Linked DNA regions of Homo sapiens: region 2 is linked to region 1. The links are chromatin loops, found by intact Hi-C in ENCODE. Cell type or tissue: heart right ventricle. All regions are shown on one strand. Each heading gives the region's core, and the rest is flanking DNA. Links, peaks and the distances in the headings are about the cores only.

What was found. Peaks named below come from ENCODE experiments on the same cell type or tissue, not always from the same donor. Only the 100,000 strongest peaks of a DNase experiment are listed, where the experiment ranks them.
Region 2: it touches region 1 in a loop (2.4-fold over the local background); 36 of 110 quality-filtered maps call a loop at or near these places.

Annotation. Positions count from the first base shown.
Region 1 is chr3:126,255,043-126,265,267 of GRCh38, reverse strand. No RefSeq gene overlaps it. Among named protein-coding and RNA genes, the nearest start is that of ALDH1L1, 80 kb to the right of the region's middle. RefSeq lists an enhancer at 6,135-7,042. In heart right ventricle, for the core only: CTCF peaks have their summits at 5,434 and 5,642 (motif pointing left); DNase peaks (open chromatin) are centred at 4,108, 5,354 and 5,460; H3K4me3 peaks cover 381 bases; H3K27ac peaks cover 468 bases.
Region 2 is chr3:126,460,310-126,470,534 of GRCh38, reverse strand. It overlaps ZXDC (ZXD family zinc finger C), which reads left to right. Exons shown (of 10, transcript NM_025112.5): 5 at 4,210-4,380; 6 at 8,315-9,000. Among named protein-coding and RNA genes, the nearest start is that of ZXDC, 10 kb to the left of the region's middle. RefSeq lists an enhancer at 1,822-2,799. In heart right ventricle, for the core only: no CTCF peak of the experiment used is centred there; a DNase peak (open chromatin) is centred at 4,399; H3K27ac peaks cover 2,315 bases.

The DNA.
Region 1 (10,225 bases), core at 1,362-9,361:
GAGAATCTGACCTTCGGCCTGCCTTCTCACCAAGCAGCACTGCTTGGCGCGGAGCCCAGCCGCCCCCTTCCGCCAGCCCGTGAGCTGCACCTTACCACTGCTCTAGCCATCCTCTCAGCCTTCCTAGGCTGGGCCTGTCTTTCTGGGGGCTCATAGAGCATCTGCGTTAGGCCCTAGGAGTGTTTGCAGCGGGAGCCTCCAGGGGAGGTGGCTTGCGCCCCACACTGTCCTAAGTCCAGGAAGGGACAGCCCCCAGAGCACGGCTGGGTGGGACTGTCGGCAACCCAAGTGGATTAACTCCCTGACTCAGAACTCGGGGTGTTTGTGTGTGTTTTAAGCAGAAGGAGGCAGAGTAGGAAGGGTTTGGAGAGAAAGGTCAGCTGAAATCAAGACATGCACACACCTCGGATTCTTCAGAAATGGATGCAGCTTGAAACGTCTCACATTCCAAATTCTGGCAGCCAAGTGAGCGGTTTCCTACTTCTGTTCATAACGCCCCCTTGAAGAGATCCTGTGTGGCTGCCAGCTGCCAGATAGACTTCAAGCTAAACAGGACAGAATCCCTAATCCACTTCACTGTTCTCAGACATGATCCTTGATGACTCCTCTGGCACTCCTGACTTGCATTTTAGGGTCATCCTTTTCTTTCCTAATCGGATATCTGGTTGCAGGGTTCGGTGGATGAGAGAGCCAAGCGGTGCCACTGGGACACATAGGGGCCACGCTCACACTTCAGCCCTGGGGATGTGCTCACCGGCATACACAACAGGGTGCTCACACACACTGGGGTGCACATGCAGCCGGTGCCCCAGTGAGTGAGCCCAGACACTTCCTACAGCCCCCAAGGAATGTTGGTCTCATTCAGGTGGGGTGGGTTTAGGGCAGCTCTGTATCTTGTCACCAGTGTCTGCACTTCCATTTCTCTGTTTACCATGCCTTGTTCTTTTGATGATAAGAACAGAGCATAGGCAGACCTTGGAATCACCACAGGTCTGCTGTGCGACAGACTAGGCTGCTGGAGGAGCCTCTGGCCACACCACCCACAGTGGCCTCCTCTGCCTCGCTGAGGGGCATCTATGTCAGTTGGGCACCAGGGAAAGTGGGCTAGGGGTGTCAGGGTCAGAGGTACCCAGATGCAGGAGCAAAGACAAGCTAAAGCTGCTGTCTCCCAGAGAGCGGGTGTCCTGGGAACATGCTTGAGAGAAGACAGAGCATCCTTGCATGGTGGCAGAACATTAACCCAGGCCTTGTGGAACCCAGACAAGTGCAAACCAACATCCTACCGCTTCCCCAGCTGCCTCTCCTCCTCCCTTCTGCTCCCCAATCTACCCCTGCATGGCAAGCTCCAGTCTACAAAGTCCATCTCCAAACGCCATCTCATCTTGCGAATGCAGTGCCATCACCTCCATTGCAAGGATGAAGTCATCCAGGACCAGAAGATGCACCTGGCTGGCCAACGTCAAATAATGGATTGACGGAAGGGGCCGGAGTTAACCAGAACAAGATGCCCCAAGCAAGAGCCATGTCTCCATGGACATTGCCGGGCCGGCCTTCTTTCATTTCTCCTCCTTGGAGGCAACACAGGTAGGGAGCCACCCCAGGGCCCTGGCACCACTTCTGTGCCCAGCACTGGGGCTAGGATGATGCACTTGAAGATGAGAGGTCACTCCCTGCCGTGAGCGTCTTAGGGCCTCTAGCCTCATCCCTTCCAAGCTTCTCCATGGATAGAGACCCAACCTGGGATCCTGCTTTCCAGGAAGGTCTGCCTCTTTCTCCCAGTACCCAGGGTCTGGATCCTCACACCCTGGGGTGACAGGGCCCACTTATAAGAAGGAGCTGCCTGTTAGGTGTGGCATGTCCCCACATCTTCAGTACTCTGTAAGTCTCTTTCCCTCCCCTAATTTCATGAGGTGGCCCTAGTGCCACAATCTTGTCTCTTCTACACAGATGCTGTGTAGATGGTGTGAGCCCAGAATTGGGCACAGACATTTTGGGTGGATTCTAGTTTGTGTTGACCTGAAAGCAAGGGGCCAGGAGGGGCATGAGCGTGGCAGGACTCAAGCCAACTCACTCTACCTATGCACAGATGGAAAAAAGGGGACATACCAGAATTCCTCTTGGGACAACACTGTATTTATTTGGAAGAAATAACACCTCTGGGGCTGGGGCATCTCTAGGGCTTGCCCAAGTCATGGAAGTTGGTTGATAAGGCCCTTCCAAGGAGGGCAATCCTCTTAATGCAAGCATTGTGCACTTATGGGAGCCATGATAGATGCGGGAATGATTGTTAAAGCAGAGACCAGAGTGGAACTGAATTGCTCTGCATAATAGAGGGAAGTTCCTCCTCCTGAGGAAGAAGAGGAGGAAGAGGAGGAGGAAGAGAAGGAGGAGGAGAGACAAAGGGGGCTAGTACTGCCTGGAGGGAGTAGGAAACATTCGATGGTACCAAGGGAGTTAGGAAATGCTTACGGGGATCTGAAACGAAGGTGAAGTGTTCAATACACACCCAATTCCCTTCCCCTGCAAAATATGCATTTAGGCTTACATCATTTCTAGATGCTTTGTCCACTTGGTTATTCAGTGCAATGGGTGGGGGAGATCTGAAAGGGTGCTGCCTTTTCAATTTTGGTTGACCTATGGTTAAACCTTGAGATGCTGATGGTAAGCCCTCTGTGTGGTCTGCAGATGAGGCTAAATCCCAGGCCTAGTGTGTGCAGCCGACCTGTGCACTGCATGCTGCCCTGGCCACACCTTGAAGGAAACTCTGTCATCTATCTCCTCTGTGACTTTAGACAACTTCGCTGTCCTCTCTGAGCCTCAGTCTACTCATCTGTAAAATGGGGAGTGCATTAGTTTCCTGCTGCTGCAGTAACAAATAGCCACAAACTTAGTGGCTCCAAACAACACACACCCACTCTCTAATGATTCTGGAGGTCAGAGGTCTGCGGTGGGTCTCACTGGGCTGAAATCAAGTTGTTGACAGGGCTGCATTCCCCCCTGGAAGCTCTGTTTCCTTCCCTTTTTCCCTTCTAGAGGCTGCCTGTACTCCTTGGCTTCTGGCCCCTTCCTCCACATCACCTCATTTCCACTGGCTCGCCTGCCCTGCTTTTTCATATTTAAGGACCTTGTGTCCACCCGGGTCATCCAGAATGATCTGCCTACCTTAAAGTCAGTTGCTTGGCAACCTTAATGCCGCCTGCAAATTTTATCTCCCTTTGCCATGTAAGGTGACATATTCCCAGGTTAGGGAGATCAAGACATGGACATTGCTGAGGGGCTGTATTCTGTTTCCCACAGGGAGGAGAAGTGAACCAACAGCAAAGTGTTTCTCAAACACAAGAGAGAGAGTGCAATGTTAGCTTGGAGAGGGCTGGACTCATCAGGTGATGCTGGGTAGAAAGGAAAAGCAGACTCCATCTACAACGACAGCTGAAGGGAATGACAATATTGTCAGCAGATGCTAGGGCAAGGACACGCCTCGGCAGTAGATAAGCCAGCTGGGACACGGGCTCAGGAAAAGGGGTGGAGGTCCCTGAACTGACTGGGATTTTGGTTAAATTAAAATAGAAAACGGAGACAGATTAATTTGAGCAACAAATTGCATTAAAATGACATGCGCACCTTTGTGGGCTAAAACTCATCCTCACTGCATATAGGTCTTTGGTTTGTGGAAACAAATCTAAGTTTGAAATGTGAACATCTTCTAGCTTATTTTATTTTATTTTGCCTTATATTTTGAGCACAGGCCTGGATTTGGGGGCATTCAGCTTGGGGGTCCAGAGGGCTCATCCTAGAGAAGCTATGGAGAGCCGATCTTCATGGGCCTTTTCTGCTGGGGCCTTGCCTGGGAGCCCCTGGCTCTGAGACAGGGTGGCCCAAGCTGGGCTTGGCGGGAGTGAGGGGGGCACGAGAGGAAGTGGCGGTGGCCACATGCTAGTGGCTGGAAAGAAAGCTCTGACAGCTTGGGCCTTGCTCTTGGCAGGAGGGTCTCAGACCCCCCAGCCCCACCTTGCCCGCCAGAGAACAGTTACTCAAGAGGCAGCAGAAAGCCCTGGGGTGTGCTGAGTTTTGTGTTGGCCGGGCCACTGAGATGATGCAACTCCACTCTGCATTGTGCAATGAGATGAAAGGGCCACCAGGGAGGGCGCACACACAGGGGCTTTGCATCAGCCACACATTGAACTGGGTCACAATCAGTTATACACACAGACAGTCTAAGATTCAGAGGAAAAGGAAGACATAAAACTCACACCCTGAGAGCCCAGGAGAGACCAGTGAAAAGGAGGAGGAGGGGGAGAAGGAAGAGGAGGGAGGGAGGAGGGGGAGAAGGGAGAGGAGAGGAGGGGGAGAAGAAAGAAGGGGAAGTAGGGGGAGGAAGAGGGGAAGGGGGAAGAGATGGGGAGAAAGAAGAGGGAAGGAAGGAGAGGAGAAGGAAGATGAAGAGAGGAAAGAAGGGTGGGGAGGAGGGGGGAGAAGAAGGGGGAAACGGGAGAAGGAGTGGGAGAAGAACAGGGAGGAAGGGAAGAAGAAGGAAGGGGGGATAGAGGAAGGGGAGGCAGGAAGAAAGAGAGGGGTAGGGGAGGAGGAGATGTGGAGAGGAAAGAGGGGGAGGGAGAGGGGGAGAAGAAGGGGAGGAAGAGGAGAGAGGAAGGGGAAGATTACAGGAGGGAGGAGGTTAGGCAGGAGGAGGGGAAGGAGGAGGAGGGGAAGAAGATGGGGGGAGGAGGAGAGGGAAGAGGGAAGGGAGGAGGGAGAGGAGGACAAGGAGGGTTTGGGTTAAGGTTAGGCTTGGATTAGGGTTAGGAGGAGGGAGAGGAGGACAAGGAGGGTTTGGGTTAAGGTTAGTCTTGGATTAGGGTTAGGAGGAGGGAAAGGAGGACAGGGAGGAGGGGAGAAGGAAGAGGGGGAGGGGGAAGAGGTGAAGAGAAAGAAGCGAGGAGGGATGGGGAGGAGGAAGAAAAAGATGTGGAGAGGGAAGGGGCTAGAGGGAGGATGGGGAAGAGGAGGAAGAAGAACAGAGGGGGAAGAGGAAGATGTAGAGAGGGAAGAGGGGGAGGGAGGGGGAAGAGAAGGGAGGAAGGGGAAGAATAGAGGAGGGAGGAGGGAGGTAGGAGAGGAAGAGGAAGGAGATGTGGAGAGGGAAGGGGGAGGGAGAGGAAGAGGTGGAGAGGGGAAGAATGGAGGAGGGAGGAAGAGGGGAAAAGGAGGAGGGGAGGAGGGAGGAGGGAGGAGGGAGATGTGGCACTCATGCTAGGTGCTCTGCCACAACGGATGGAAACCTGGCACCTCCTGCCCCACAGTAGGTCTCCGTCCTGGATCTCCACTGTCACCCTGAGGCTGACGCTAGTGTGTAAAAATAGGTATGGCTCACGCAACAAGGTCCTGAAATTCTCCGCTGAGCTACATAAACAGCGATCCGATCCAAGGGTGGAGGAAAACCCAACAGCGTTGACTTTGCGAGGCCCATCGCTCTCTGTGTGGCAAGTTATTAAGGCGTTTCTAGTGGTTTTGGGTTGTCTGTGCCCCGTCTTAGAACCTGAGCCATGGGGGCACGGCCGTATCCCCCGACCCCATCTGCAAGAGTTTCCAGAAGACCGGGATTGGGGCCATCAGCAGCCCTCCACTGCCCCCCGCTGGTCAGGCTGTGGGGCCCGTGCAGGACCTGAAGGCCATTAGATAGGCACCAGGAGACACCAGTCCCTGGGGTGCTTGGGGGCTGCAAGCTTTGTCCAGTCTTGGAGAAGAGCCCTTTCCCCTCAGCAGATGATGCTGGGACCTGCCACTGTGAGACCAGCCAGGCCGCGCCCTCCCGGGGGCCCCACTTCTTCATGCATAAAGTGGGGCTTTCAGCGAGGAGGTCTTTATGCTCTTCCAGGTCTGACATCTGGAATTCTGAGATTAAGAACAAAAGAAAAACCTTCTCCAACCCAAGTAAAGGATGCACAAATGGCTGAATTTCCCCCTGTGTGGAGTGTGGAGGCACAGGGATTCTCAAAGCCTGTTTCTTTTTGATACCTTTTAATTTCAAAATGTAGATATCTTTGTACATTTTTCTGGTTATTGAAGCAATATGAACAGATGAAACTACCCTCAACTTCCCCAGTACCAAGGAACTAAAACCATAAATTATATTATTGTGTCACTTGCTACTCACCAGACTGGCAAACACAGAAAAGCCCATGGGTTGTTGAGGGCAGAGGAGAGGAGGACCTGGGGCCTTTCACACCAAGGTGCAAGTGGGAGGGGCACACAGACTGGGGGTGGGGGAAGTGTCAGCAGCACCCATCACAGGAAGTGCAGCTGCCTGGCCTCTGAGCATCTGAGCAGTTGTACTTCTGTGAATCTGTCCTGCAGAAGGGCTTGCCTGAGGCCACCACACAGGCCCCACCAGGAGCAAGTATTTTTTCTTAGAGCAAAAAATGGAAAGTGAACTGAGGGAGGGGAGCTGGCTGATGGCGCACATGAGGATAGATGAGTCACACCCACTGTGGCCACACCCTCTGCAAAGTGACTTTGCTGTCCTGCTGAGGAGGCTGGGGATGTGGTTCCCACCCTCCAACAGGTGCTGGCCTGGGACACACAGAATGTACCAGAGTGGCCTTGTGCAAGTCCAGGGCTCGGGCCTGGAGGGGCCCTTCACCCTTTGAGAGCCCTGAGCCCACCGTGCTATAGGAAAGACCAGTCCAGCCTTCAGAGGGCAGGGGTCATGTGGAGAGAAACTAAGGTGCCCCAGTCGACCGCCAGCACCAACTGCCAGACACGCCAGAGAGGCCATCCCAGCCCCACTAGCCCTATTGAGCAGACAGGTGACAGTAGCCATGCGAGTGACTCCTGGATGGACCAGCAGAAGGCCTGCCCCTGCTGGCACCCTACAGATTCATAAGCAATAATAAATCGTTGTTTTTAGTTGCTATGTTTTTGGGCGGTGTGATGGTTAATTTTATGTGTCAACCTGGCTAGACTGTGGTAGCCAATTTTGGGTTAAAGTCAGTCTAGCTGTTGCTGTGAGGATATTTTTTAGATGAGATTAACATTTAAATCAGTAGACTTTAAGTAAACCAGATGACCCTTCAAAATGTGGGTGGGCCTCATCCAATCAGTTGAAGGTCTCAAGAGAAAAGACTGAGGTCCCCTGAAAAGCAAGGAACTCTGCCTGCAGACTGCCCCTAGACTTGAGCTGCAACATCACCTCTTCTATGGGCCCCTGCCTGCCACTCTGCCCTGCAGATTTCACATTTGCCGGCTCTCACAATGACATGAGCCAATTTCTTTAACTTTATGTAGGTACATGTCTATCGATCTATACACACACATATCCACACATACACACACACTCTCTCTCTCTCCACACACACATACCCCTATAGTTCTGTTTCTCTGGAGACCCTAACACAGATGGTTTGTTATACAGCAGAAGCTAGTGAATACAAATGCTACCCAGTCATGAAAAGGAATGAGGTACATATCTATGTGCTACTGTGAAAATAGTTTCGTGATATATGAAGGGGAAAAAAGAGCTACTTGTAGAACAATATGCAAGCCTTACATATGAACCAGTGTGTGTTCATGCTTGTGTGCACACATAGCATATGTTGTGAGTGTGTATACAGCACATAGAAGTGGCTCCAGTAACTCACACTGTACTGTTCCGTGTGGTACCCTGTGAAGGATGGTAGTGATTTTGCCCTGTGACCTGCTGCAGTTTGGAGCTGTTAGACTAAGTATGGATTCTGATGTGATTTTCATGATAAGGCCCCATTGGGAGAGAAGGGTTCTCTCTATGGCTTGTGGGCCGTCAGCTCAGTGTGGGAGTCCAGTGTACAGGTTTGTGTCAGATGCGGGTTCCAAAGTCGTTTGTCACCCGTGACCATGAAGAGGGAGCCCCACGCCCAGCACTCAGCCCTGGTCTGCACTTCAGTCTTTGCATCTCAAATGGGGCAAAGACGCCGGCTCCAAAGGGTGTTGCAGGCCATGTCGTAAAGGGCTGGTAAAGGGCTAGTGCCACTCCGAGAACCCAGCGTGCACACACCACATGGTGTGGCGCTCACTCACTGTCATGAGTTTTCTCCACCACCTCTGATGCTAGGGGAGAGGCAGAGTGACACGTCCACAGTCCATGAGTTAGTTGAAGTCTAGCTTCCCATGGACCACGTGGCAGCTCAGGCCCTGAGAGTTCTTGCTCTTCTGCCTCCTGTTACAGACTGAACTCTTTGTGTCCCCCCAAAACTCATACGTTGAAATCCTTACCTCCAGCATGATGGTGTGAGGAGGGGGCTTTGGGAAGTGTCAGGTCATGAGGGCAGAGCCTTTGGAGTGGGATTCACCATGTGAGGACACAGTGAGAGGGCACTGTCTGCAAACTCGGCCTCTTCAGAGCCCTACTGTGCGGGCACCCTGATCTTGGACTTCCAGCCTCCAGCACTGTGAGGAATCAATGTCTGTTTTTTATAAGCCATCCAGTCTACAGCATTTTGTTACAGTAGTCTCAACAGACTGAGACATGTCCCCATCTGTAGACAGGCAGCGAGGCTGCAGTAGGAGGCTGAAAAGGTGGGAGATGCCAGGAAGGCAACTCCACAGAGATGCACTGCCTACCCCCAAAAACTCCCCCTCCCCATCAGCCAGTTCCCCACCAGCAGGGAGACAGGACTTTACCTCCTCAGCCAGAGCCTTTGAAGGTATCCAGATGCTCTGTTTCCTGGATCCCGTTCCCTGTTCCCTTCTCCTCTGGCCCCAGGCCTCCTCCATCTCCCTGGTGAGCTCATTGGTCCCTCCCCCTACCCGTGGCACTGCTGTCTTTAGTCACTACCATCCTGGCTGTTTACCAAAGCCACTCACCCAACAGTTGCGAAGTTGAACACTGGGGTCAGGAAGGCCACACACATAGCAAAGCATAAGCGTTACAAACTATGGCCCCCATCAGGCAAAGACGATGGACGCCTGGCTGCAGCGTCAGGGACCCAGGAGCAGCAGAGGCAGTGGTGAACAGAGAGCAGGAGCTGGGGCACAGTGGCAGCCACACCTAGCCACTATAGGATGTGGCCACTGGACAGTGGGAGCTGGTGGGCCACATGGGGCTCTTGGTGGGCCCCTCCACACTGCAGGCTTCTGGCATACCATCTTTAGACTAGAGAAGGCCCCCAAGCATTGGCCCTTAGGCCTTCAGAGCACCTTAGAGAGGTTTTTATCATTGTTTTTCTCTTATCTGGTGTCATTATGCCCATGTACAATTAAGGAGTTGGGAGTGCTGCGGCCCGACCTGTGACTTAGAGAAAAGAGATTTTATTCAAACTTTATTCATTGATGTCACTATCACTATCATAAATGTACTTACTTGGTGTCAATACCCACTGGTAAGTAGCAGAACAGTGGGTTTTGTGAGGTGGGAACAAGGACCTCAGGTTATATTTTTTAAAGGTTAGAGTAGAGGGTATGTTCTTATGCTGCAATCTCCTGTTTGCGGAGGGTAGTGGGGGGTGGGGGACAAAAACTGGTCTGTTCTAGGGTCTATCTGTTTCCTTAAAGTCTTAGTTTGATTCCATCACATTTAGCATGAGTGTCTCCATTTTGGTTTGGTCTGGTCTGTTGGGGTCTAGTGCATGAGCTCAGTCCAAAACAATGGTCTCTCATAATGTTGATTAAAAATTACTCCCTTTTGGTCAGGTTCTAACTTAGGTAAGAGTATGATTAAAACTTAGGACCTTAGCACCACTCTCAGTTACCATGATTTGGGGCTTCTGGCCTTAGCATGTCATAGGTTACAGTGCCTTCATGGTCACACATTTCTTTCAGTTCTTGTCATTCTAGTTGAAGAGAGACCATTTGACATTCTAGAGATGGCTGCATGCAAACATTTAAAACTTTTGAAAGAATATAGCACATCAGGGAGGCTACTATTATGATCATCAGAAGGATAACACCAAGAGTTTGGAGTATGCTCCTTAGCCAGGGTCCCCATGAACCTAACCAACTAAAATCAAATAGAGCAAATAATGAGCTATACAAAAAGTCTGCTTGCTTTAACCAAGCAGCCTGTTCATTAATCCCCTACAACTGACTCTCTATAATATCTGATTTATTCCTCCACGGGCAACAAGAAGTGCCAGCAACTACAAAGATACTTCTCTGTTTGGCCGGTAAGAAATCTAGAGCAGTTTTATTACTTAGCATAATTTTCACAAGAGAATTTAAAGTCTGCTGTGTAACCATAGCCTTTACAGTAGAA
Region 2 (10,225 bases), core at 793-8,792, 210 kb before region 1:
GTCACTCCAATCATTTTGTAATTGGAGAGCAGTAAAGCTAGACTGACTTTTTCTTTTTTTGTTTAATTTTTGAGACAGTCTTGCTCTGTCACCCAGGCTGGATGCAATGGTGTGATCTTGGCTCATTGCAACCTCTGCCTCCCAGGTTTAAGTGATTCTTATGCCTCAGCCTTCTGAGTAGCTGGGACTACAGGCGTATGCCACCACGCTTGGCTGATTTTTATGCTTTTAGTAGAGACAGGGTTTCACCATGTTGGCCAGGATGGTCTCAAACTCCTGACGTCAAGTGATCCACCCACTTTGGCCTCCCAAAGTGCTGGGATTACAGGTGTGAGCCACCACGCCCAACCTGACTTTTTAAAAGGTATAGTAGAGTGGTTTTTTCCTTTAAAACACTGAAGGCTCAGTTCATTTGCCAGAAATTGGCTGCGTGACCTGTGCGTGACTTGTGCGTGCTGGCCCTACTCTAGTTCTGCAGGTGCACTGGGAGGCAGTGAGCCAGGACACGTCGGGTGGTCATGGATTCAAAGTCTGGCTCTACCGCTCCCTAAAGTGGTGGCCTCAGTCAAGCTGCTTCTCTGGGCCTTGGTTTCCTTACCTGGAAGAGAGAATAATAAAGACCCATTTAAAGCTGAGCCTAGCTCTTAGAACATAATGAACATATATACAAGTGGTGTAACTGAGAAACAGTTCCTCCTTCCGTCAGAGTTTCAGCTGGAGGTGCAGACAGGGGAACAGGTAACATGTAGGGTGCTGCAGGGGCGCAGAGAGTTTCCCCAGACCGGGGTGAGAACGGCCTCGCGGTCAGCTGAAGAAGAGGGGAGAGCACCAGACACGTGCGTGTGGGTGTTGGAGGCGGAGTGGCCTGGGAGAGCCTCTCAGGGCCAGGAGTGGCAGGCTTGAGTGCTTGGGTGAGCGTATGATGTCATCATGTTTGAGTTGTGGCTTAGCCTGGCTTCAGGATTGAAAGCAGCCAGGGGTGTGGGGAGGTGGGATGGCCTGGACGGGGGCCTTAACAGTGGGAAAAGAGAAAGGGGCATCAATAGCAGAGGTGGGAGTTAGAAGTCACAGTATATGGTGATGGATTTGGATTTTAGTTGATGTCAGTGTGTCAGCTGAGTGGATTTGGAGGAAGCAGAGTTTGGTTTGGACATGTTGTGTTTTTGGTACCCTTGTGCGTCTAATGCGCAGAGGGCAGGGGATGTGCCACTGGTGCTGGGGAGAGCAGGCCAGGCAGGGAGCGAAGCAGACAGCACCCGAATCATCATTTAAGCCACAAAAGTGGATGAAATTCTCAAAGAAGAGTATAAATGGAGGAGAGTCAGGGTAGTGTAGTTGATCAAAAGCCTGAATTCTGGAGTCAGACTGCCTGGATTCGAGTCCTAAGTTTGCCACGTAAGTAGGTCTGGGGCCTCGGACAAACACTTGAAGCTCTCTGTGCCTCTTCCTTATCTGTAAAGTGAATAAAACCTCCCAGGGTTGTTGAGAAGGCTGGATTGGTTACTAAGTTTAGCGCATATGGAAAACATCAGTATATATGTCAGTTACTGTCGTTGTTGTGATTGCTGTTAGATTTTCTTAAAAAGGACCTAGGACAGAGCCCTGGGGCTGCCCCAGATTCCGGTGGAGTGGCTGGGACGGGTACTGGCAGGACCAGCAACAGCACAGTGGGGGTGGTGCTGAGGTGAGTGGGGAATGTGTGGAAGTGGGGGTCACCTGGAGTGCTAGGGTGAGCCAGGACCAGGGAACACATGCCTCGGTGCCACCTGCGGGGTTGTCTTGGTGTGCTGATGGATGAGGTTCCGTGGGTCACTCAGGCAGAGTCCTGCTCTGGTGCCCTGAGAGGTGGCCTGAGTGGGAGATGGGGATGGTTTGTGCTGACACTTCTGCCAGAGGTGACTGGGGAAAGGGGAAAGGTGGGAGTTGGCCGTGGAGGATAGGGCATTTGTTTCTGTAGAGCTCTGTTTCTTCCAGCAAGTCTAGGTGTTGTGCTGGGAGAGAAACTGGGCACTCCCCACGTGGTGTATGGGCAGCACGTGGAGATGGAGTTGGAGCTGGTGGGAGGAGCCCAGAACCTCTTCTCAGCTGGACTGAGAGTTGATCATTCTTGGGGTTGGGCAATAGTTGGGGCTGATGACACCATTTTTTCCACTTTGGTAGGTGTTTGAACTGTTCTGTAATAAAAAGTAGAAGGCAAAACTACCTTTTTTTGTAGTAACAGGAGGAGGAGGAAAGGACAAGGCCACAGACCAGAAGTATGTCTGAGGGCAGGTGTTGGGTGGCCTCGTTGCGGCCTCGGGGCTATGTGTGCTGGGGCCTGTGTCTCGTGTTGCCGAGCCTTGTGCTTGCCTGGCCGTCCATGTGAGCGCCTCACTGTCCTCTGAATGCAGCTTTGCAGACAGGTCTGTCAGTGATGGCTGCTTCTGCCTCTCCCTGGTTGCAGCTTGGATTTGTAAAGAATGGAAACAGATCTCAATATACTGGCAGAATTTGGAAAAGCCAGCAGTTAGTACACTTGGAGAAATGATTACATTCCTGGTTGTCGCAGGAAATACAAACCAAAATGAAATATATTTTTTGCCTATGGAATTAGCAAGTACTTTAAAAAATGGAAACCCAGTGCTGGCAAGAGTGTGCAAGGGTCCTGTTGTAGCGTGGCCCTGCCATCAAGAAGGCATTTGACAGAAGATGTGCTCAGAGCCTCTGCTCTGTGACCTGTCTCTAGAAATCCGTGCTCAGGACCCCCAGCTGGGAAAGGGGGTTCCAGGGTACCCTGTGTACCATGGTGAGCAGGGCATGCAGAGGAAACTGCGCGCTTGCAGGGCAGTCCTGGGCCGTCGGACTGTCTCCTTTGTTTCCCAGATGGTTTTTGACGAGCCTGACCTGGAAACGAGTTTGCAGCTGTATTAGAAAATGAAAAATGTAGTTGAAAACTATATTCACAGGCATCCAAGGCCCTTACTCATCTGGCCGTATCCTATCTTCATAGCCTCTTTCCTTAAAATATCCCTCCTCCAGGCGCTGGGCTCTGGCAGTACCACCCCACCGTCTTAAGAAGGTGCCGCGAGTGCGTCGTTGCTCGCACCACTTGCTTAGGCCCGTGCAGAGGCTCTGTAGGCAGGTATGGCTTTATTGGGCCCTCAGCACCCCTGTGAGGTAGGTGTCACTCCCGTTTCACAGAACAGAAAAAGGAGACCCGCAAAAGATAAATAATTTGTCTAAGGCCACACTGCTGGTAAGAGGCTGAACTGGAACCCAGGCTGGGGTGCCTGCACTGCTGCCCTTCATGCCCCCATGCCTTGGCTGGGCAGCTCCTGCGGCAGGAGCACCATCTGCTCTGCTGCAGGGTGGCCCAGTCACCTCGAGGGCTGCATACTCCTGAGACCGCTTTTCTGCCTTCTCGGGAGGTGTGTGGTTTCCTCTGCTGCTTGCATGTTTCAGTGTTGGCACTGACTTCCTTCTGCCCTTTGTTGCAGCAACTGGCTGTTCTATTTGCCCCTACCAGGTCATAGGCCTCTGACCGCCAAGAGCTCCACGTCTCCTTCCTGTGTCCATATGGGGCAGAGCTCCAGCGTAGTAGAAAGCCAGGGCACGGAGGGGAGGTGATTGTAACTTTGAATGTGTCTTGTTTTTCCTCTGATGCCTGTGTGCAGATCAGAGACATAAGTGGACTGGGAGTGTAAGCAAGGAGTTGCCAGCTCTGGGCTCCAGGACACCTGCTCAGTCTCCCTGGGCATCCATTGTCTCAGTGGGAAAGTGAAAGGACTGGCTTTGGTGATCTGTCAAGATAGTTTCCAGCTCTAAATGTCATCCTAGGATTACATTTTTTATGATAATAGCTTAATCGAGATGACTAGAATAAATTGTTTTCAACTGAATATTTAAGCAGTTAATACTTAATTTGACTTAATCTTCCCAACATCTCCATGTAGTGGGTGAAGAAACAGGCACAGAGGTTGCTTAGGCATAGCTGAGGTAGGACTTCAAATCTCCCTACGGGTTTCACTGTATCTCTTGCTTTTTAAAAACAGTTTGCTTTTGACTTGAATTGCTTGTGATGCTACTTCTAGAGATATTTGGTCTCTGTCCTTGCCAGTAGCCAGGGTGCAAAATGCAGGTCTGGTGGTTCTGATCTGATGGGGAAGTGTCACTTGTTCCTGGTTCCTTGGTGATCCTTGGGTTTCACTCTCATTACTCTTTTTGTTCCAGGATGTTGCGCGAGGTTCTCCGCTCGTAGCAGTCTGTACATTCACTCTAAGAAACACGTGCAGGATGTGGGTGCTCCGAAAAGCCGTTGCCCAGTTTCTACCTGCAACAGACTCTTCACCTCCAAGCACAGCATGAAGGCGCACATGGTCAGACAGCACAGCCGGCGCCAAGGTCTGCACTTTCCACGGCCCCCATGGGGAGCTGCTTCCCTGTGAGAAACGGGAACAGTGCCAGTGCCGTCTGTTCCTTCTTCACCTCTTGGAAGGCGTCAGGCAGTGGGGTTGTGGGCGTGGCTGCCAAGCCAAGTGGCCTCTTTTGCACTCTCTGCCACTTTCTTGCCTTTGACCCTCTAATCCCTCCCATGTCTTTTGTTTTTTGAGACAGGGTCCCTCTCTGTCACCCTGACTGGAGTGCAGTGGTGTGATCATGGCTCACTGCAACCTCAGGCTCCTGCTCAAGTGATCCTCCCACCCCAGTCTCCAGAGTAGCTGAGCCCACAGGCATCCACCACCATGCCCAGCTAATTTTTGCATTTTTTATAGAGACAGGGTTTCACTATGTTGCTCAGGCTGGTTTTGAACTGCTGGCCTTAAGCAGTCTGCCCACCTCAGCCTCCCAAAGTGCTGGGATTACAGGCATGAGCCACCATGCCCTGCCCCTCCCATGTCTTTGAAATGCTTTCCTGGAAGAATGTTTCACTTTGTTGACTTTCCCTAGCATATGTCCCCTAAGCCTGTGTCTCTCACTGGGACTTTTGTCCTGAATTCTGAACCTGCCCCTCCTGTGTTTCCGTCTGCCTCAGCTATTCTATCTCCAAGTAACAAAGGCTAGAGCAGAGTTGTGTTTCAGGAGTGGACTGGGAGTAACGAGGGCTGGAGAGGGCAGGGTTAGAGAGGAAAGTGACGGTGGCCTGGTGACCTGTGAGGGGAATGCTGAGTGTGTGAGTGCCTAGTCATTGGGCAGCTTTGCAGCATGGGACTAGGAAACCTACCCCACTAGGCCTTCTCCACAGTCCAGGATACAGAAGTGCCTGGCAGCTGTGGTGGCGGCCCCTCTGGGGAGCACACCCATGTGCCCTATTCTCTGGGCCCTGGTGCGGTTGTCGCTCCTCACCGGGCCTGGCTGATGGCATCCTAGCTGGCCCTAGAGTTACTTCTGCTGCTCAGTCCGTGGAGGCTGTGTGTGTCACCAACTGGGTCCTCACGTCTCCTGTGTGACCAGCAGCACCACAGCAGAGCACCGGCTTTGGGGCGCAGCTGTGTCACAGCTGCCGCGTTGGCAAGGGACAGGCCTCCATGCCTCGCACAGAGTTTGGTGAGGGGTTGGGCTCAGGGCAGTTCTGTGGCCTTTGCTTTCTTGTGATCCTATTTAGAAGTGGTCATGAAGCCCCTCCTTGGGATCTTGGACACTGATCTTTCACAGTTTACAGCAGTTGCCGTTCAGCTTTATATTTAAATAAATTGCCCTTCTGGCTTTAGTAGTGTCTTGAGGACACGGAATGTGCGTGCCACCTGATTCATGTTGGAGGGTGTCACCTTTGCTCACAGAGGCCCACATGACCAGGCCCCTTTTCTCTGAGGGCTCTGTGAGACTACATCACTTAGGCCTCTCCCCTGTTTGGCCGTTCCCTCTCATGGCACACTTCCCCTTTCCTGACCTGGCCAATTGAGAAGTCTGCAGAGGCCCAGTGTTATACTAGATGCACTTTCCTTAAACTCTAGTGGGATGTGAGACCCTCTTCTGTAGCAACCTATGTATCCCAGGATTGAATTTCCTGTGTGACAATGACTTATTTGTGTGTCATCCCCCTGCCAGCTGTCAGGGGTAGAAGACCAGGTGTCACCCTTTCGTCTAGTGAAAAACAGGCACTCGAGAACACCCAGTTACCGTGGGATTATGTCACGCCCTCAATGGGTTGTTTCAGTCCCCCTAATGGTGGTCCTGGGAGTGGGTTCCTCACTGCTTTGTCACTGATGAAACCAAGATAGAAAGGACTTGCCAGGGTCACACCTGCAAGAAGGGCTGGGGCTGGGCTTTGAACTGTGGTGATCATGACTGTTTTGCCAGATGCTCTGCTATCTAATGTTTATTTAGTGATTGTGTTAATATCTGGCCCTTGTACATGTCTGGTCTCTGGTAGTAAATGTTTATAGAATTAGTAAAGTGCTAAGTAAGAAATTTATTAATAAGTGGGTATCATTTGCACTGAGATTATTCATGATCTCTTCACAGGGAGCTGAGTCCTCAAGAGAGTCAAGGGAATTTTTAGGAAGTTTTGAAAAACTGACATAGTTTTCCATTTTTAATTTCTCCAAAGGATCACTACCATTTTCTTTCAAAATGCTTCATTGGTACTAAGGGATATTTATTGAAGAAGTGATACTATATTGATACTTTTTTTAATCTTTAAAGTAATATGACAACTAAAGAGGATACATTCTGAATTTGATTTTCTTTTTGTCTAGAATAGACTTCTTTTGTAGATTTGCATTATTAAAAATATAAAATATAATAGACATTCTGGCCAGGTGTTCACAGCCTGCAGGTATGAGCTTGGGAACAGTAACAGCTGGCATGGGAGAAATAGGATCAGAGAACCGAGAGCAGCTTTTCCTCTGGGCCAGGTGCTGGCACAGTCAGGAAGCTGCTGGGGACAGTCCTATGGAAAGCGTGACATCAAGTCCTTATTTGGCTCTTTTGCCCAAATTAATTATGCTCCCATTTTACTGTTTGCTTGATGCTTGAAGCATCCTGTGATTTGGTGTAATTGGCATGTACTTGTATACAAACCCTAAACTTGCCTATGCATTAAAATTTTTTGGAAGTCATTATTCCCCCAAAAGTATGCTGATTATTTAAATTACGTAGTTGAATAACAAATAATCAAATATTTAAAGAGTATTATGACCAGAAATTAAGACTCCAGATGAAGAAGGGCCTGTTAGAATCATGACATGCTGCAGGCGTGGTGGCTCATACCTGTAATCCCAGCACTTTGGGAGGCCCAGGCGGGCCGATCACGAGGTCAGGAGATCGAGACCATCCTGGCTAATGCGGTGAAACCCCGTCTCTACTAAAAACACAAAAAAATTAGCCGGGCATAGTGGCGGGTGCCTGTAGTCCCAGTTACTCGGGGAGCTGAGGCAAGAGAACGGGGTGAACCCGGGAGGCGGAGCTTGCAGTGAGCCGAGATCGCGCCACTGCACTCCAGCCTGGGCGACAGAGCGAGACTCCCTCTCAAAAAAAATAATAATAATAATAATTACATGCTGCATCAGGGCTGGGCACTGTGCTGGGGGCTGAGGGGACAGTGGTGGTCAGATGGCTCTCCACCCTCAGGAGGCTTGCAGTCCTGCTGGGGAAATGTGAGGCTGGAGATGCAGTGGTAGGGGAGGCTGTGGGAGGGAAAGCCCATCAGGAAAAGCTCCGTCTAGGGGGCCCCCAGCATGCCTGGAAGTCTTGTGCATCTGCCTAGAGCTGAAGCTTTGGGTCTGTCCTGGCTTTGCCAGGCAGCCAGTTTTATTTCCTTTGTTCACCCCTATATGGCTCCAGTCGGTTTTGGGGTGGCAGCTAGTTGTGGAGTGGAGCACAGAGTTTGGCAAACATGAGCTGACAAGCTGATTCGGAAAATATCCTCAGAGCACAGGCCAGCTAGCAACTGGCAGCTGAGTGGAAAGGTTCAGTCCTCTCGGGCAGCTCCGGTGGCACCTAGAGGGGAGAGGGTGCAGGCTTTGAAGCCAGAAAGACATGGATGCAAGTCTTACTTTGCTTCTTGCTGTTACCAGTTGGCCTGACCTTAGGAAATGTTATTTAATCTCTCTCCAGTTGTTTCCCCTGGAGAAAGCCCTGTCAGCCTGAGGATCCAAGACGCGTACGTAAAGTGTCTGATTTCAGCCAGTGTCCCTTCCTGTCCCTTCCTGGGGTGTGTGTCGGTTGCCCTGAGCGACCGGCCATGGGACTCTGTCGTGATAACCAAGCTTCAGGGTGTGGGAAGAGGACAGTCAGTGCTTCCTTGGGGCATCACTCGGTAACATCATGGGCATAAACAAAAGTACTCAGTCTTCAAGGTCATAAAGTAACCAGAGTGTATTCCTTTTTTTTTCAGATCTCTTACCTCAGCTAGAAGCTCCGAGTTCTCTTACTCCCAGCAGTGAACTCAGCAGCCCAGGCCAAAGTGAGCTCACTAACATGGATCTTGCTGCACTCTTCTCTGACACACCTGCCAATGCTAGTGGTTCTGCAGGTGGGTCGGATGAGGCTCTGAACTCCGGAATCCTGACTATTGACGTCACTTCTGTGAGCTCCTCTCTGGGAGGGAACCTCCCTGCTAATAATAGCTCCCTAGGGCCGATGGAACCCCTGGTCCTGGTGGCCCACAGTGATATTCCCCCAAGCCTGGACAGCCCTCTGGTTCTCGGGACAGCAGCCACGGTTCTGCAGCAGGGCAGCTTCAGTGTGGATGACGTGCAGACTGTGAGTGCAGGAGCATTAGGCTGTCTGGTGGCTCTGCCCATGAAGAACTTGAGTGACGACCCACTGGCTTTGACCTCCAATAGTAACTTAGCAGCACATATCACCACACCGACCTCTTCGAGCACCCCCCGAGAAAATGCCAGTGTCCCGGAACTGCTGGCTCCAATCAAGGTGGAGCCGGACTCGCCTTCTCGCCCAGGAGCAGTTGGGCAGCAGGAAGGAAGCCATGGGCTGCCCCAGTCCACGTTGCCCAGTCCAGCAGAGCAGCACGGTGCCCAGGACACAGAGCTCAGTGCAGGCACTGGCAACTTCTATTTGGTATGAAGCACTCTATTCAGTCACCACCATATAGGTCACTTCTCTCATACTCGGTCTTGAGGATATTCTGGATTAATCCTTTCTATGCAGACGTTTCTGGTTTACAAAAGGACGCAGCCCTGGACTACAAGTCTGGAACTGACAAGTTCTTATGACCTTGACAAATCACCTTAACCCATCTGAGCCTTAAATTCTCATTTATTTCCTGCATAAGGAGATTTGGCTAAATGCTTTCTGAGGTCCTTTGGAGTCCTGTGGCTCCATGGTAATGTGCTCCTTTCCTTGAAGATTGGGGGTTTTGTAATGTTGAGATACTTTGCCTCTATGCTTGTCAGCTCATGACCAGTCCTAGAAGAGGAGTCGAGACATAAGCCACCTTCAGAGGTTCAATGGAAACTTTAAAACCATACCAAACTCTTTTTTAAAATTAGAATTAACAAGAAAAAAAAAAAGGGTGGGGTTTATGAGCCTTAGTTCTTGGAGGATTATAAGAGTACTTCCCCAGTTTTGAGGCTGGACAGTTAATATACTTTATATCAATTATACATTTAATATAATTTAATTTAAAATAATTTAAAGATTCTTAGGAGATAGTCTGACTTTCCTGACCTAGATGGGAATGATCAGATAGGGATTTTTTTTGTGGCACAGGCTAAATTTGATGGTGACATTTATATTGTTGAGAATGTTACATCTTATTTTACCACAACTTTTAAAAAATGTTACATCTTTTGCAGTAGGATCAGTTGTGAGGCACATAGTAGCTGAGGCTCCATGGAGCCACCTTTCATTTCTTTCAGTCAGAGAGGAGGACAGTCTCTGTCTCTGCATTTCTGGTGTCTTGCTTGTCGGTGGCAGAGCCATGCTTGCCGGCATTTGCTTAGGCGGCCATAGTAGTTGCTAAGTGTACAGGTGACTGGGCAGGGATGGGAGGTGGCCACAGGTCAGAGACAAGTGCTCAGTCAGTCCCTGGTGCCAGGACTGTGTGCCTCGGTGCCTTGGGAAATGGAAGCTCCCTGGTGCAGCTGCAGCTGTGGGTGGAGGTAGAGAAGCCAGCAAGACCTTGGTCTTAACCCCGTGTTCATTTTCTTGCTAGCTGTGTGACGTTGGGCTACCTCGCTTCTCTGAGTACAAATGGTGTGTGGTGAATGGGTCCCAGGTATGCTACGAGCTTTGAGGGCTGCTCTTTTTCTCTTCATAGCGATAAGTGTTAAACTGTCTTTCT